2 separate regions of the Mus musculus genome follow, and region 2 is linked to region 1. Evidence: chromatin loops called from intact Hi-C (ENCODE). Cell type or tissue: left cerebral cortex. All regions are shown on one strand. Each heading gives the region's core, and the rest is flanking DNA. Links, peaks and the distances in the headings are about the cores only.

Region 1 (8,824 bases), core at 525-8,524:
TTATAATTATTTACTTTTTAAAAATTATTCAAAATTTTTATTAACTGAACTAAGCAATAAATTTTCCAAAGGTATTGTAGCTGGAAAACATTAATGCATTCATTGTCAACCATATTTTTTTTTGCTCCATATTTTTTATGTTTGGCTAGGTTAGGTAGTTGGTCTTTTAAGTTTAAACACCTTCTGACTTGACAGAGGCCTCATTCATAATCATATAAGTCATACCTAAAGGAAAGCTCGTAGGATCATAGTTCATTAAGTGATTGTGGTTTAGAATCTGATGCTTAATCCCTGATTGATCAGGAAAATCACTTACCTCCATAAAGTGACATTCTGAAAGAGAGGGGACACGATTGTCTTACATAGAACAGTTGCTCAAAGAATGAACCTCCTCAGTGTGTGCCAGTACCAAGCCTGCTGCACACAGTACATAGTTATGACTAACTTACGCATTGGAAGAATAGCAGGTCTGTCAAAGAATGGATGGAAAGGCTAAAGAACAGGATTGGTGGACAGCAGCCAAAGGAAAATGCAGATCAAATGTCATCTGACCGTGATAAGAATGAAGGAAGATGCATGAACTCGCTGGCAGAGAACCTGTGGGCACTGGCTTTCAAATGCTCCCTCTGGACTCAGAGTCTGGTGGGAATGCCCAGCTGACCAGGGCTGTGTTTTGTGCCAGTCATGTGCTAAGGTCATGAAGGACAGCAAATGTATCTGACCCCGAGTTTCCAAAGTAGGAAGCGGGCAAATGTAGAAAGAATCATGCTGCTCGCCTCACTTTAACATCATGAAGTTCTGTAAGTGTGGCCCAGGGAAGGTGTTGACGCTTTTCAAAACAGGTCGATCCCGAGTCCTAGCATAAACTGACCAGTCTGTAGTTGTAAGATCTTGGGCAAATCCTTTGACTTAAAACAATCATTTCGACCTCATCTGTAAGAACAGGTAGAACGGTACCAATTGCACACCAAACTCAGATTTTGATCTTTGACTTGTAAATGACCTTGCCATTGAGCATTGCCAACTGCTCTCAGGAAGAGACAGGTGTCACCAATGAAGCGTGTAAAGTGTGCCCTCACCTGATCTCTGTCATCCACTGTGGGTATCATTTGCTTCTTTAGTGATCAGTCTAACAATTAGGGTCAGAACCATCACTTCTATATTCAGTAACAGTGTCTTAGTTATTGTTACTAAGTGTTAAGCATCACTTAAAAAGAAAACCTTTACTTGGGAACTTGCCTAACAGTCTTAGAGGGTTAGTCTGTGATCCTCATGGCAGGAAGCAGACAGGCATGATGCTAAATCTGGCGTGAGCTTTTTGAAACCTCAGAGCCCACCCCTAGTAACACGTCCTGCAAAACCACACATCCTAGTCCTTCCCAAGACAGCTCCACCACCTAGGGAGTAGACATTCAGACAGACAAGCCCGTGGGTGGGTCATCCTCATTCAAATCACCACATTTCACTCCCTGACCCCCGTAGCCTTAGCCATATCACAATGCAAAATATATTCTGTCCAGCTTTAAAAGTCTCCAGTCTTTCAGTCTCAATACTGTCTCAAGGAAATCTCTTAACTAACCCCCATGTAAAAGCAGAAAGCAAATCACATACTCCAGCATATAATGGCACAGAATATACATCCCCGTTCTACAGAGGACGAGACAGTGAAGAGTCAAAGCACACTCCATATCCTGTGTCCTTTGGCAAAGGACTTAGATGACTCTTCTTACCTCCATCCCTGCTGACAGCAACTTTAATCTCTTGGGCTGATTCTACAGCTTTTCTTGACAGGGCACACATCTCTAGGATCACCAAACCAATCCAGGCTTCACCTCCACAGCGTCACAAAATGGCTGGTCTCTGGTAGCCCCATACCAGGACTCCCCTGCTACAAGCCTAGCCTTTTAATTGTGGAGGAAGATAATCCCTTTTTGTTCTTTTTTCTTTTTTTATTTTAAACTCCAGATTTTATTCCCCTCCTGGTTCACCCTCTGACTGTTCCACATCCCACACCTCCCCATTCCCCTGTCTCCACTTGGATACCCCTGCCCCCCACCCCACCAGACCTCTAAACTCTGTGGGGCCTCCAGTCTCTTGAGGGTTAGATGCATCTTCTCTGACTGAACCCAGACCCGGTATCCTCTGCTGTATATGTGTTGGGGGTCTCATATCAGCTGGTGTATGCTGTCTGTTTGGTGGTACAGTGTTTGAGAGATCTTGGGGAACCAGATTAAGACTCCTGGTTCTCCTACAGGGTCACCATTCCCCTTAGTTTCTTCCAGTTTTTCCCTGGTTCAACCACAGGGCTCAGCAGCTTCTTTTGTCCATTGCTTGGGTGCAAATATCTGCATCTGACTCTTTTAGCTGCTTGTTGGGTCTTCTGGAGAGCAGTCATGATAGCTCTCTTTTTTGTGAGGGCTCCATACCCTTGGTATTAGTGTCAAGCCTTGGAGCCTCCCCTTGAGCTGGATCCCACTTTAGGCCTGTCACTGGACCTTCTTTTCCTCAGGCTCCTCTACATTTCCATCCCCATAATTCTTTCAGACAGGAACAATTATGGGTCAGAGTTTTGACTGTGGGATGGCAACCCCATCCCTCACTTGATGCCCTGTCTTCTTGCTGGAGGTGGGCTCTATAAGTTCCCGCTCCCCAGTGTAGGGCATTTTATCTAAGGTCCTTCTCTTTGAGTCTTGAGAGTCTCTCACCTCCCAGGTCTCTGGTACATTCTGAAGGGTCCCCACAACCTCCTACCTCCAGAGGTTGCCTGTTTCCATTCTTTCTGCTGGCCCTCAGGGATTTCAGTCCTTCCCCTGACCCAATAACTGATCATGTTCCCCTCTCCACCCCTCCCCATCCCTTTTCCCTCGAAGGTCCCTCCGTTCCCCGTTGTGGTTGCTTTCCTCTCACTTGGGCCCTTCAGCTTGTTGACCTTTTTGTGTTCTGTGGGCTTCAGTATTCAGCGCTTTTTTTTTTTTTCCGGTTAGTATCCACTTATTAGTGAGTACATACCATGCATGTCCTTTAGAGTCCGAGTTACCTCACTCAGGTGATACATTGCCCAAGCCTTGTGTAGCTGGAGCAGAATTACAGGCATTTCACAACACTGGTACAGTGGGCCATAGCAGGCAGTGACAGGGTATGGTAGATTGTTTCTTCAAGTGGAAAGTAAAACATCGGAAGTGTCTAAGAAGTAACCGGGGTGTTTCCCCACTCTACTCTCGGGACTCTTTCAACCCAAGTTGATCTCTCAAGACTGATTTTTGGAGTATATGACATCTTTTAGGGACAGCACATCCAAGTATTTGATCACCTGGTTCCAAACCCCAATCAGCCCATCATCCTAGAAGGCCAGTGCCTGGAAGATGGAATAATTGATACGATCAGTGGATCCTCTCAATAGCAGTCCCCTGATTTACATCCACAGGAAAAAGTTCTTTTGATATGCAATTTGTGTAGGACACTTTATGTAGTACAAAGCATTCACTAGGGCCACAGGTGAACTGTATGAAAGGAAAGATAACCAGGAAAACAGTTTGTTATGAAAGATAATGCAGTAAGGGTGTACCTGGTGCTAACATGCCAAGGTGTGCCCCTGAGAATTTATACCATGCAATAGATCTCCTATTGGGGGTGGGGGGAGAAGGGGAGTAAGGACCTGGAGAAGGGTAGAGGCAGACATGTAGACGGTGGGAGCAGAGCTATGAGCGCAGAGAAGAGGATGGAGCACAGAGAAGGACAGAAAGGAATGTGGGAGCAGAGCTGGAGGTAGTAGCAGGGGAAGACAAGCTGTTGCTAGGTCCCTGGGAGGCGTCTAGTGGAATCGCCTATAATCTAACACAGTTCAAACATAATTATTTAAGAGCAAGTTGCTACCTTCATAATTGGATAGGTGAATTGATTCTCTTGAAGTCAGCTCTGTCTCCCAGGCTGCTTAATACTATAGTGCAGGTTGAGAGCTGGTAAGATGGCTCAGGAGTTAGGAATATGGGCTGCTCTTTCAGAGGACCTGAGTTCCATTCCTAGTAACCACATGGTGACTCAGGACTATCTATAGAGGGATCTGATAACCTCTTCTGGCATGCAGGTGTACATGTAGACAGCACTCCTGCATTAAAAACAAAAAATACAAACAACACAAAACCACTCTAGTGATGAAAGACACAGATCAAGTCAGTCACGAGTTGCTAAGTTAGTGGTGCTAGCCAGTAAGTCCTGGGAGGAGAAAGACAGTTCAATGTACATTGGTGCCTTTGTTCTTATCACTGTGGCTATTGTATTAATGGAGCCACTGAGAAACACAGCTGTGCTAGGAGGAAGGTGAGGTGATCAAGGTGTTCTTGGGGGTCAGCACTCTTGACCGCAAGATGGGAATTTAATGGACCACTCGTCTGACCAGCTATGAGTTTGGTTTGTTTTCTAATAATGGGGGGAAACTTTTAGCTGTCATATTTCAAGGGTTTTAAGCTCAATATTTTTAAAAGATCTCTTTTGTACGAGTGCTTTGCTGGTATGATGTAAGTATGTTTGCAATGTATGTTTGTATGTATGCAAGTTTGCATGCCATGTGTATGCCTAGTGCCAACAAAGTCCAGAAGAGTGTGTCAGACATTCCGGAATTGGGGTTAGAAACTAGTTGCCATGTTGGTGCTGGGAATAGAACCCAGGTCCTCTGAAAGAGAAGCCATCTCTCCAGCCTGTGTTTTAAAATAATTTCTAACAGATCCCTGTCATGGAACAATCTCAATAATCAATTCACATGACAATATTTGAACGTACTAAAATTTTTTCAAAATGTGGGAATCTTCAATCTAATTAAATGTTTTATGTTAGGTATTTTTAACTACAGATTTATGGAGCAATTAAATTAGGGTGATTCAAGTTTCCATCTCTGTATTGGACTTTGAACTTCCCTCCTTAAAGCATCATACACTAAGGTGGTGTGAACTCTAGAATTTATTACTTTCGTGCAGGCTTTTGGTTTTGTCTTTTAAGTCCATCGGAATAGCTAAGAGCGCTGCCCAGGTACTGCGCAGGACCAAGGGCGAGGACTTGTGAGGACAAGGCACTGCAGGATTACCCGAGGCAGTTGAGCAGTTGAGGATTTCCAGGGACACAACGAAGCTCCGCCCTTCTCTGCCCTCGTTGACGCCTGCGCAGAGGGCGCGGGCTCCCCTGTGGAGCGCCCCTCCCACCTTGGTGCGCGTGCGCAGACGCTGTGGGAGCCGGCGCAATGGTCTCCACGACCCTTTCCGTTTCACGGATGACTTTCGTCTGGAGAGCAGCAAGTAAGGCCATCCGCCCGGGGTCCTGAGAGTTGGGGGCCCGCGTGGGAAGCCGAGTTCCGAAATGCGAGGGCGCAGGCGCGGAGACGCTGCCGCGGTGGCTACAGAAGCATTAGCGGTGCTTGGCGTAGGGTTTTCGAAAAGCGCCTCGCTCTTAGATGCGGCTAGAAAAATACGGAAAAGACCAGTGTCATTAATTTACAGGTTTATTTACATCAAGAATAATTTATACCCGGACAAGGGACGCATGCCTATAGACCCAGCACTAGGCTGGCAGAGGCATGAGGATCTCTGAGTTCAAGGTCAGCCTGGTTCAAACGTTGGGGAAGTGCACACGTAGAGCAAAGAACAAAATAAAAATTTCACAAAGCCAAGAACTGTTAGAAGAGATGCCCTCGTCTTTCTGTAGAAGCTAAAGTTTTCAGAACTATTGCATTCTTTCTCAATATACCCCTCAATTATCATATCAAAGAGCACGCAGAATGCAAGTTTACTTGATGATAACCCTGAGAAGTTTTGTAAACCAAAGACAGAATTACTGCTTTCATAACAAGTGGCCTGGTTTTTATTTTACTTTTTAATGTTTCCCTTCACATATTTAATACCTGTTGGCTGCTAAAATCTTAAATGATCTGTGAGAATTATAGAAACCGAAAGGGTCGCTCCAAATCCTTATTACTGTTTATCCAGCATTCCAGTGTTTTGAAACAAAAGAAACATTAACAAACCCGTGTACAAATGTGATAGACCTTTTCCATTAAGTGCCTGTATGAGGTTTTCTTCCTGGAAAGGATTTTATGCTGATTGTATTCATTGCTTTTTCTAACAACTCACAGTTCAAGATCATACCACCCTGAAATGTACCCTCGTGGATACTTGGACAATTCTAGAAACATCAGTATAGGCTGCTACACCTGCTGGTGTGTGTTTCCCCATGCCCCAGCACAATGGATCCTTAATGGATGCTGATTTAATGATTCTGCTGTCAGGATCAGGGCAAGCCAGGTGCTTCCTTAGTCAAGGGATTGAAATTAAAACCCATACTGATTATAAAGTAGCAAGGACACTTTATTTAAACCAGAGTGAAGGAGGCCTGATTCGTTGCCTCTGGTCTTTTATGGAGCTACAGGAAGAGGATAAGAGTAAGGGGCATATAGCTTGGGCGGTTTGCACTCTGATTGATATTTTAGGCAGCATTATCAATTTTGTGTATGTTCCTTCCCATAATGCATCTGACTTCAATAATACACCTGCCAAAATTGGCATGACATAGTAAATAAAAGATTTTCCTTAAAGAAAAAATACACTTTTTTGGCTCAGTTTATCTTACTGAATGTTTTACTGGCTGGTTTTGTGCGCCAACTTGACACAAGCTGGAGTTATCACAGAGGAAAGAGCCTCCCTTGAGGAAATGTCTCCATGAGATCCAGCTGTAAGGCATTTTCTCAATTAGTGATCAAGGGTGCGAGGGCCCATTGTGGGTGGTGCCATCCCTGGGCTGGTAGCCTTGGGTTCTATAAGAAAGCAAGCTGAGCAAGCCAGGGGAAGAAAGCCAGTAAGAAACACCCCTCCATGGCCTCTGCATCAGCTCCTGCTTCCTGACCTGCTTGAGTTCCAGTCCTGACTTCCTTGGTGATGAACAGCAGTATGGAAGTGTAAGCTGAATAAACCCTTTCCTCCCCAACTTGCTTCTTGGTCTTGATGTTTGTGTAGGAATAGAAACCCTGACTAAGACAGTGAGTAAGCACCAAAACCCAGTATAGGCCAGATGGGCCTTTCTGGCCCTGTATTGGAACATGGGGAGAGTACAAATGAATAGAATCTGTCTAGGTTTGTTATTTAGAGAAGAGAAAAATCCCATTGTCCAAAGATGGATGTACATACATCCTGGTGTTTGGAGGTATCTTATGTCACTAAGAGGTTGTTAGGTGCATCTCTTGGAGAAAAGTATGTGTATTATAGTATATATACACATACGGAAACTAAGCTGCCAAGTACATTATTAGAAGAGGACTCTGTGCATAATCCAAACTAGGTGGAGTCTAAGGTTGCTGAACTATCTCCCCTGTGCTTGACTGTCTCATCGCTTTATAGCTCTTCTTGAAAACGTGTAACATTGGTTATCTCCAAGGCAGGGAAATCTCCTCTCCATGTAGAATGAAGGGAAATACCCCATCCGTGTAGAATGTATGTGTTCAGAAAGGAATTTTCACTGTATGCCTTGTCCTTCTTTCTCCATTAGGACCATCTCTTCTGAATCATTCTTTGAGGAAAATGAGTTATCAGGAAGGAAAGCCTGAGCCTGCGAAGCAAGCCCTTAAGAAGTCAAAGCTGCCACTCGGTCGTTTTGACTCACTGGAGGATTCACCCGAAGAGAGAGAGCCACTGCAGAGTGAGTAGTGGTTAGTAAACCCCTGTCCATACTTAACATGGCAAGGTCGATGCTCATTACTGGAAAAGGTGAAAGAAGTGAAATATGGTCATAATTGTTATTATCGGTTATAAAGGATATAGTGAGTAAAAATACCATGTGGACTATCCATATGTGTAGTTGTTACTTCTTTAAAAAAGTTTTCGGTTGGTGAGATGCCTCCGTGCATGAAGTACTTGTAGGACATGCATGAGGGCCAGAGTTCAGATCCCATCACCCTTGTGGTAGTGGCTGCGGCAGGCAACCCACTACAATTTCACACTCAGAAGACACAGTGGATCCCTGAGGCAAGTTGGCTACCTAGACTAGCTAAGTCAGCAATCGCTGAGCTCAAATGAGAGACCTTGCTTCAATGTCTAAGGTCGAGAACAGTGAAGGGAGACACCTGAAGTCAGTCTCTGATCTCAGCATGCACATGCATACAAGCACATGGGTGCACACACAGGAGCACACATACATTAAACATGCATACACATATACATACACAAGTACACATGCAACACCCCCACCACCACCAAAAAAAAAAAGTCTTTCTAGAGCTAGAAACGGTGGCACATGTCTGCAGTACCAGCACTGATGCCCGAGAATCGGGAATGTGAGAGCAGCCCAGACAACACAGACTGTCTCAAAAAAAAGGGCTTCTAAGTTCTTAGTACTCACTTGGTTTTGGGCAGGGGCGGAGTTGTTTGTTTAGTTGGTTTTTACTGTGCTTTTATTATTCAAAAGGTAAAACATGTAAGATGAGATCTTCTTTGATACAAATAACAAACCTGCATTTGTTGAGGAAACTTTTGGCTGTTACGAAAGAAAAAGAATCAGCTGCAGTACGATTATGATTACCGTTCAGGGGAAAGCCGAGGCAGCGTTAAGGTCCAGGGAAGAAGCTGGCCCTCAGAAAACAACGGGAACTGCGTATTCGAGGGGAGACGTCTCCCATTCTCTTAACTAATATTAAACCTTCCTTCATCCCGGGTCGCCTGTCAGCTGGAACTAAAGGAGAGGAGCCTCTCTTCGCTACTGTCAGTCCAGAGCAGCCACACGTGGGCTCGGCTCTCACTTCTGATCTTAAGCTCTCTGAGGAGAAGGCCGGCCTGTAAGCAAGTTCAGCTCA
Region 2 (8,824 bases), core at 548-8,547, 170 kb after region 1:
AACACACACATGCTTACAAACACAGACATATACAGACACTATAGTCAGAACTTTTTGGAAAAAGGAAGTTATATGTGGTACCACTTCTCTCTGGAGTATCTGTCTCTCATAGCTCTTCCTGTCAGAGCATACACTGCCTCTTGGAATATTGCATGTTTTAATTTCAATACTGTTCCTGGTTAAAATATGTGTTAAAATGTAAAACCACATATGTAGCCATTAAAATGGTTTCTTAGTCACTGTTCTGTTTCTATGAAGAGATACCATGACCAAGGCAAATCTTATTTATTTTATTTTTTTAAAAAAGCATTTAATTGTGGGCTTGCTTACAGTTTTAGAGGTTAGTCCATTATCATATCACAGGAAGTATGGTGGCATGCAGGTAGACATGGCACTGGAAAAGTAGCTGAGAGTTCTACAGTCAGATCCAGAGAGAGAGAGAGGAGAGAGAGAGAGAGAGGAGAGAGAAGGAGGAGGAGGAGGAGGAGGAGGAGGAGGAGAAGGAGAAGAAGAAGAGGAAAGAAGAAGAAAGAAGAAAGAAAGAAAGAAAGAAGGAAGAAGAAGAAAGAAGAAAAGAAGAAGAAAGAAGAAGAAGAAGAAAGACTCTTAGTCCTAATCCTTTCAAATAGTACCACTCCCTAGTGACTAAGCATCCAAATAGATGAGCTTATTGGGGCCGTCATTCTCACTCAAATTACTACAAATGGTGTGTTTAGGCATCCCCAAGTCTGAGTGCTAATCTTTAAAAGAACTAATCCTTGCCATTGACCTTTCTTGGTTTCTTTAGCAAAATCATTTGACCTGTAACTAAAATTTCTGTGGTTGCCAATTATGTTTCATTAATGTATATACTTAACATATGCTAAGTATAGGTGCATGTGTGTGTGTGTGTGAGTACACATGTGTAGGTGTATAGTGCACATGCACACATGCACATATACATATATACACACATATGTATATTTGTGGGTGCATATATGTATGTACATTTGCCAGAGGTCAGAGGTCAACCTCAAGTGTTGGGCTTCAGAGCTCCCATCTTGTTTTCTAAGGCAAGGACTCAAGGTTTGGAGGACCTGGAACTTGGTGATTAGACCAGACTGGCTTGCCAGCAAGTACCAGAGATACATCTGTCTCCACCTCCAGCTCTGGGGTTATAAAGTGAATGCCACCAAGCTTACAGTTTTCATTGTGCTGAGGGTCAAACTTGGGTCCCACATTCACGAGGCAAGCACTTTATGAACTAAAGCCACCTCTCCTGCCTCCAGAGCAGCAGTTCTCAATGTGTTGTTGGCATGACCGCTTTGGGGGTAGGGGGTGGGGTCTCAAACAACCCTTCACAGGGACTACATATCAGATATCCTGCGTATCAGATATTCACATTAGGATGCATAACAGTAGCAAATTACAGTTATGAAGTAGCAGCAAAATAATTTTATGGTGTGTGTTTGGGGGGGGGGGGTTCACCACAACATGAGGAACTGTATTAAAGGGTTGCAGTATTTGCAAGGGTGAGAACCACTGCCCTAGTGTGTTTTTACTTCTGAAGATATAAAATACATTTTCAAATTGGGAAGTATAATTCCTCTAGCTTTGTATCCCCCCTCCCCTGACTCCCTGCTACCAGAGGTTGTTTTAGCCGTTCTCAACCTCCTTTCTTTATGAACTGGATGGCTCTCTTAATTTCTACCAGAAGCACAGCTACAACTTTGACAAGATTATTCTGCAGCTGTGACTTACTCTGAAGGACCTCACAGTCTTCTCTGCATTCGTTTTTTTTTTTTTTAATCCATTAGAGAAGTCTTTCCATTAAGTTACGTTGTTTCACTTTAGTTTCCATTACACAAGGGCCTGATGCTTCATTTCAGCATTTTATTCCTGACATATCTGTTAATGAACATAAAAGTGAAACGGCCTCATTTTCTGACTGTTCACTGTCACTGTTTATAACTGATTTTTCTGTTTTTAGTTTTTGAGATAGGGTATCACTATGTAGCCATAATGTGGAACTTGCTTGCTATATAGATTAGGCTGGCCTGAAATTCTCAGAGATCTGCCTGCCTCAGACTCCCAAGTGTTATGATTAAAGGTGGCTCCCATACCCAGCTGGCGTTTGTACTCCCTTATCTATCGCATAGTATTGGTAAGGTTACCTGTTTCCTGGTATTTCTCCTGATAGCGTTTTACTTCCTCCTTTCCTGGCTTCGCCCAGTGTGGATGCTGCTTTTTCATTCTCTTACTGAGCTATCTCTCCAACTCCTGCCTTGTGTTTTTATCATGCAGAGAATTTGAATTTTGTCAACTGCTTTTTAAATTTTGCATCTATTAACAAGATCACATGGCTTTTCTCTTTTATATTCATTCACATGGTATATCAATGTTGACTGTTGTATCTGAGCTTACATTCCAGGGATAATCCAAAATGATCATGGTTGGATGGCCATGACAAAAAATTGTTAAAATGATGCTAGTGTCTGTTTTTCAGTCTCTCTGTCCCTCTATACACACACACATATAATATACAATTTTGCATGTATATTTAAAAGGGAGACAGACTTATAATTGCTTTGTTACATCTTTGGTATCAAAGTGATACTGGTCTGTCAGATGGCTCAAAACTAATTCTCTCTCTGAAATTTGGAAATGTTTGTGAAGGATTACTAATTTTTCTTTAGATATTTAATAGAAATCACAGGAGAAGCCATTTGCGCTGTACGTTTGTTGACTACCAATTACCCACTGTGTGTGTATTTATGGATTGGCTCAGATTCTGCCTCTTCTTAAGTCAGTTTTACTAGTTTAACCGTGAATTTATTATCACCTTGGTTCCTTAATTTCAGATGCCTTTTTTCATAATTCTCTGAATTTTTTCAAAGTTTCTGTAAGGTTGATGGGTTATATTCATCCCATTGAAAAGTGTGTGTGTGTGTGTGTGTGTGTGTGTGTGTGTGTGTACTCAGCGTACATGTGTGTGCTTCCCACAAGAGTGCACTTGCAGAGGTCAGAAGACGCTGGTGTCTTCCCCCACTGCCTTCTACCTAATTCCCTGAGACAGGGTTTCTCACTCACCCGAGTCTGGGCAGGTTCGCTAGGCTGGCCAGCAAGCAAGCTCCTGGGCTCTGCCTATGTCCTTCCCTGCACTGGTTGCATGCGCATGCTCACCTTTTACATGAGAACTGGGGATTCCAACGCATGCCCTCACACTGCATAGCAACTGCTCTTACCTACCAAGCCAAGCCCCTTAGTTTATATGTCAAAAGGATCTTTAGTGTGACTTTCTGGTTTGCTTTTCTAGTCTGCATATGGTTCATTTTATTCATTTACTTATCAGGTCTTTAATCATTTTCAAATTACCTTGGTTTCGTCTTTTCCAGGTATCCTATAAGGTTACATTGTTATTATTTTTTTGCACAGGCATTTAAAGACCTTTAACCACTCTATTAGCTGCACCCATGAGGTTCTAGGATGCTACTATTCTATTTTCATTCATCTCAAAATATTTTACAAACTATTTCTTATTTGACTAACTGGTTATTTAGAAATGTGCTGTCTAATTTTTATAGGCATGGATTTCACAAACTCCCTGTGGTATGCGTATTGATATTTAACTTCCCTTCCCACCTAGCTGCTTTTCTGTTGTGATAACAAACCCAGGACTTCACTTGTAAACAACTGGAGTTTCCTTAGCCTGGAGGGTCAAGGACACCATGAAGGCAGTAGCATCGTAACATGCCACAGGAGGCTAAAAGGCAAGCAGGCACACGTGGAAGAGACATACGAGGGATGGTGTGGCCTGTTACACTCTGGTAGCAACTAACCCAGTTTTGAGAGAGCAAGAACTTCTGCCTGTTTCCCGTTGCCATGGTTCTAAGCCTGGCCATTCACACCCCCCTGCTAGACAAAACACACCATGGCAAAGGCTCCTTTCGAATCTGCCATGCCTGGCAAGCAGACAGAGCTGCTGGCATATTACTTCTCATCAATTTAGACGCATTCTCTTCTGCTGAAGAGCATAAAGTTCCCAGTCGGGATCCTAGAGCAGACTAATGGACCTCTCCTCAAGCGCGCTGTGGCTTGCTCTGCCTCTCTCCATTCTTCTCCAGCGCCTTTAATTACTGTGTACTCTTAAAACAAACAAACAAACAAACAAACAAAAACCACTTAGCAGTCATTGTTCTCTGTGGGGCCGGGGAACTAAAGTACTTTGAAGAGAAATGCTATTTAGGGGCAAATCATTTAAATCTCTAATCTGGAGACAACAAAACCACAATCTATGGCCTCTGTCAGGATGACTGTGGACAGAAAGCCTGGCCCTGAGAGCCGGTGTGAATCACACGGCCTCAAGTAACTGAAGTGTGCAAATGTTCACCTATGTTTTCTGAGCAAGAATGCCTTAGAAGCTTAGAGGTGGAGAGACTTGGCGGGTTCAGAGACGGCTGAGAACACAACCTGCTCCATCCTGTGAAGGGCAGATGCAACCACAGAGGTGCATGCCGGCGCTGTTTCATGTTCTCAAGCTCTGGTAGTTATTTTTAACTGGCAGCAAAAAGTGAACTATGTTTCAGTTGGGAGAAATTAAGAGATTTGCATTCTCCATGGCGTTATTTAGTGGGTCATGCTACACCACTCTATTAGAACAGAAAAAAAAAGGAACTTGTGTCTTGTTCTAACCCTGGGTAATAGCAGTGAAGCCATTGCTTGAGGGGTTCAGTAACAAAGCTGTTACGTGTGTCCGTTCCCAGCGCTTAGTGGGAGCCTTGTTGGGTTCTGATTCTAAGCTGTAAGAAGTTTCCTAATGACCTCCTGTAATGAAATGGAATGGCAGTGTAGGACAGTCACTGTGGGAAAATGTTTAACCCAATGCTCCTGGGTTCAAATCTCTTCTTTCCCACTTATTTAAAGGCGGTTTGGTGAAGTGCTGTCAGTGCACCGTGCATGCCACATTCTCTTCAGATGTGAAATGGAGAAGGTTCTTTTACTCTTGTGAGCCCTTAAGGCAGGTAGCACACACAGCGCTGCAGCTGAGGAACCAACCACCAGAATAAAAGACCTCTCTTTTTCCCCAGGCCAGCTGTAAATTCCTCATTTCCAAGATTATATGAAATAACATCATCTTTCAGTTTTCAGTTTCATTGGGCCATTGTTCATTGTTCCAGAAAACCTTTACAGGGACTGTGGCACACACGTGCAGGTTATACTTGGCTGCACAGCAAGTTCAAAACAAGGACCCTTCCCAAACCTATTGCTGGCTCGTCTTAGTGCTGATGATGCTACTATGTAAGACATGGTCCTAACTCTCTGGTAAGTCCGAGTCCAGTTAGGAAAATCAAGACAAATAGGGCCAGGTCGTCAATGCTACAGAAGTAGGTGAAAGCCTGTGGACTCAGAACAAGGAGAGGCGAGGATATCAGTGCAATGAGGGAGTTCTCCGAGAGGGAAATCTGAGGTGGATCTGGAAGCTGTTGAAGCCCCCCACCATCCACCCAGAGGAAGCTGGGAGGCTTGAGGCGAGCTGTGGTGGGAGGACCAAGCTTTCGTCTCACCTTGAGCACACTGCCTTTCCTACAGCCTTTCCTGCTCTTCAGCAGGAACTAGCGGCTCCTTGACTGATAATCAGCTTTATGAAAGTTTTGTGGCCACAACGCAAAGACAGCAGGTGTGGCAGCTACACCAGGTGGTCCAGGGAGAAGAGACAGATGGGCGCACACAGGCTGGGGTGTCTAGCTAGCATAGACAGTAATGAGGATCTGGTTGTGGGACTTGCACAGACCTGGAAAGCATTTTAGACTTCTTGTCCCTCACTAGGGAAAGGAACAATATAGACAGACCTCACTCCTAATCAGGTAGGCCTAGGGCTCCCCCTGGACATTTCCCATGGGCCACCCATTGTCCCAAGTCTTGGGCATCCAACTTGCAGTTTGCTCTGTGAAAACACTTTTCTTCCTCTTTAAGGACATCGCTTACAGCCTCCGTTACTTCATGCAGAATCCCACAGTCAAAGCTTTATCTCAGTCTGGCCACAGGAGGTTTGACCCAGATGCCAGGAGCCTCCTGAAGGCCTTTGTCCTTAAGAGCATGCGTAGTCCTCAATTTCTGCCTCAAAACAGCCCTCCTACACCGTGATTCCCTTGTATTCTGTGGCCTGGCGGTATCAAGACTCCCTCTCAGGACCACAGAGGCAAAACCTAAGAGCAGCATGGGCAGACATTCTGCCATTCACCCTGCGCTTCTGTAAACACCCAGGGCCTTTGTGTCTCATGGTCGTTTCTGGATTAGCTGAGGTAGAACTCAGGATAGCAGCTTGATGCTTCTTAAGCTCTGCCACCACAGTTCTCTGGCTCCTTAACCCGCCTCTTTAAAGTTTTAGTCTAGTTTGCTGTGTACTCATTCCTAATGCTCATTTTGAGTTTGTACCAGAATTTTTTTTTTTTAATTAGGAGTGTGTATACATACGGTGTATACATGGAGGTGAGGGTCCTGCACATCTGCACATTAGGAAGCTGGAGGAGACTGTTAGGTGGCCTTGCTACCTTCCTTGGAGACATGGTCTCTTGTTCATCCTGGTGATAGGCTGGTGGCCATCATCAGTGATCCTTTTATAAGTGCACCTTTTTATAAGAACACGTTCTGGGGCTGGAGAGATGGCTTGGTTCTTATGTATAGATGGCACTTGTGTAAGGTACTCAAGTTTGGTTTTCCAGGACCCACGTTACCCAGCTCATAAGCACCATGGACTCCAGCTTCCAGATGCAATGCCTCTGGCCCTTCTCAGGGAGCTACACTCAAGTGCACATACCCACACATGGACACACAGACATATTTCACATTTTAAAATAATCTTGGAGAAGAACAAGTTTTGTTGCTGTGCTTGACCTTGGTGCTAATCAGCCTTTGCACGTTTATTGCTGTTTTGTCTTAAACTAATTCCCCTTCTTATGAGTTTGACTTTTTCTTTTTTCCTTCCTCTAATAATACAAAACATAATCTACTATGTTATAAAATCCTTACTATATTATTAAATGTTTATGGCACAATGAGTTGACTCTACTTTCTTATCACAAATTTAATTTAATCTGCAGCCATCTAATCTATCTCTCTCTGGAAGAGCACACAATGTTTACTGCCTTCTGCGCCCCCACACCAGGCATTATTAAAGTGCTCAAATTTTAATTCAAAACTCGATTTTTGTATCATTTCTCTTTCTGTATACTAAACATTAGTGGGTTTTTTTTTTTCCAGCTCTGACAAAAACACCCAAGAAAAGCTACTTAAGATTTCCATTGATTTCCCATTGAGGGATTTCCATTGGATTTCCGTGGTTGCAGAAGGCTCAAGGCCCATGGTTGCTTGACCCTGACTTCATGGCAGCCAATGTGTGGTAGAAGCAAAAGTGTTTTCCTCATGAAGTTTGGAAGCAGAGAGGGTAAAGGAGAAGGAGTCAAGGATAAGCAATCCCCCAGGGGCACACCCAGGGACCCGGTGCCTTCCACTGGATCTCCTATTCTAGTCTCCCTGGTATGAAACCACTCATGGATCAACTTGCAGCTGAGGTCAGACTCTTTGTGATCCAGTTAGTTCCCCAGAGCCCATCAGCTAGCAGTCAAGTTCCAGCACATGGTCTTTGTGACAATTTAGCTAACAACCAAGTGCTTTAAATTAGTAATAGATATCATTCATAATGGTAAGGGCTGCTGACCTCACTGCTCACTCCTCTTCGGGGTTTAACTATGTGATGGTTTGATGAAAATGCCCGTCCTCACGACACATCAGGAGTGGCCTTGTTGGAGTAGGTATGGCTTTGTTGGAGGAAGTGTGATTTGTGGGGGGGTGAGTTTTGAGGTTTCAGAAGCTCAAGCTGGGTTTAGTGGCATACTGTCTCTTCCTTCTGCCTGCCCATCTGGATGTAGAACTCTCAGATACCATTCCTGCACCATGTCTGCCTATGTGCCACCATGCTACCCACCATGATGATAATGGACTAGACCTCTAAAACTGTAAGCCATCTCCAATTAGATACCTACCTTTATAATAAGACTTGCTGTGGTCATGGTGTCTCTTCACAGTAATAGAACCCTAAGGCAAGCCATCTCCCATTCCTATTTAGTTCTTTGTTCTAATTGACTTTAGCTACTATACTTTTGTAGGGCACGTGGGTCCATGCTACCAGGATGAATGAGCTCCAATCCCAGGACTCTCAGGGAACTGAGATGGGCAGGAGTGGAGCCTTCCCCTACCCACCTCTACCTACTGTGGAACATGTAACCATGACACCCTCTGAGGACTCTGGGCACTCAGTCACATAGCCTAACATCGGGAGTGCTTCTCCATGCTAATGAGATATCTACATAGCCGTGAGCTTTCAGCCAATGACCTTCCCTTCCTAGGTATTCCTTCTCATAAGAGGTATATAATAATCCCTGGTTCACCACGAATAAAGTGTATCTGTTACACCATCAAATAAAACAATACAAACAAGGATTGTCTCGGACAGCTGCTTCATTAAGGATTGCCATGGGGGGTGGGGAGGTGATGGGAGTGGGCTTCGATTAAAGAGCCATATGCTTAAGACTCCTGAGAAAGACTTTCTCCCTCCAGCCCATCAGAAGCTCCACCCTCCCTCTAAATCAGACCGGATTCTGCTTGCCTGGGGCTGTACCTCTGCATGGTATGTAGATGCCCAGAGGGGAAATGGGGTTATATGTGGATGGTACCCAGGGAAGAGACCAAGAGTCACTGTGGACTCGCAGTTTCTCCTGGGATGTCCTGGCAACATACTTTTGGTAATTTTTCTTTGAGAAAGTGAGGTATCACTGGATACAAATGT

The links. Peaks named below come from ENCODE experiments on the same cell type or tissue, not always from the same donor. Only the 100,000 strongest peaks of a DNase experiment are listed, where the experiment ranks them.
Region 2: it touches region 1 in a loop (2.4-fold over the local background); 4 of 42 quality-filtered maps call a loop at or near these places.

What each region holds. Positions count from the first base shown.
Region 1 is chr1:24,002,007-24,010,830 of GRCm38, reverse strand. Sdhaf4 (succinate dehydrogenase complex assembly factor 4) reads left to right here and starts at 5,191. Exons shown (of 3, transcript NM_026503.3): 1 at 5,191-5,285; 2 at 7,525-7,674. The coding sequence starts at 5,231. Fam135a (family with sequence similarity 135, member A) reads left to right here. Exons shown (of 21, transcript NM_026604.4): 21 at 1-73. In left cerebral cortex, for the core only: no CTCF peak of the experiment used is centred there; a DNase peak (open chromatin) is centred at 5,190; H3K4me3 peaks cover 1,447 bases; H3K27ac peaks cover 1,086 bases.
Region 2 is chr1:23,830,131-23,838,954 of GRCm38, reverse strand. The region is part of intron 2 of B3gat2 (beta-1,3-glucuronyltransferase 2 (glucuronosyltransferase S)); the gene reads right to left. Among named protein-coding and RNA genes, the nearest start is that of B3gat2, 73 kb to the right of the region's middle. In left cerebral cortex, for the core only: no CTCF peak of the experiment used is centred there; a DNase peak (open chromatin) is centred at 3,908.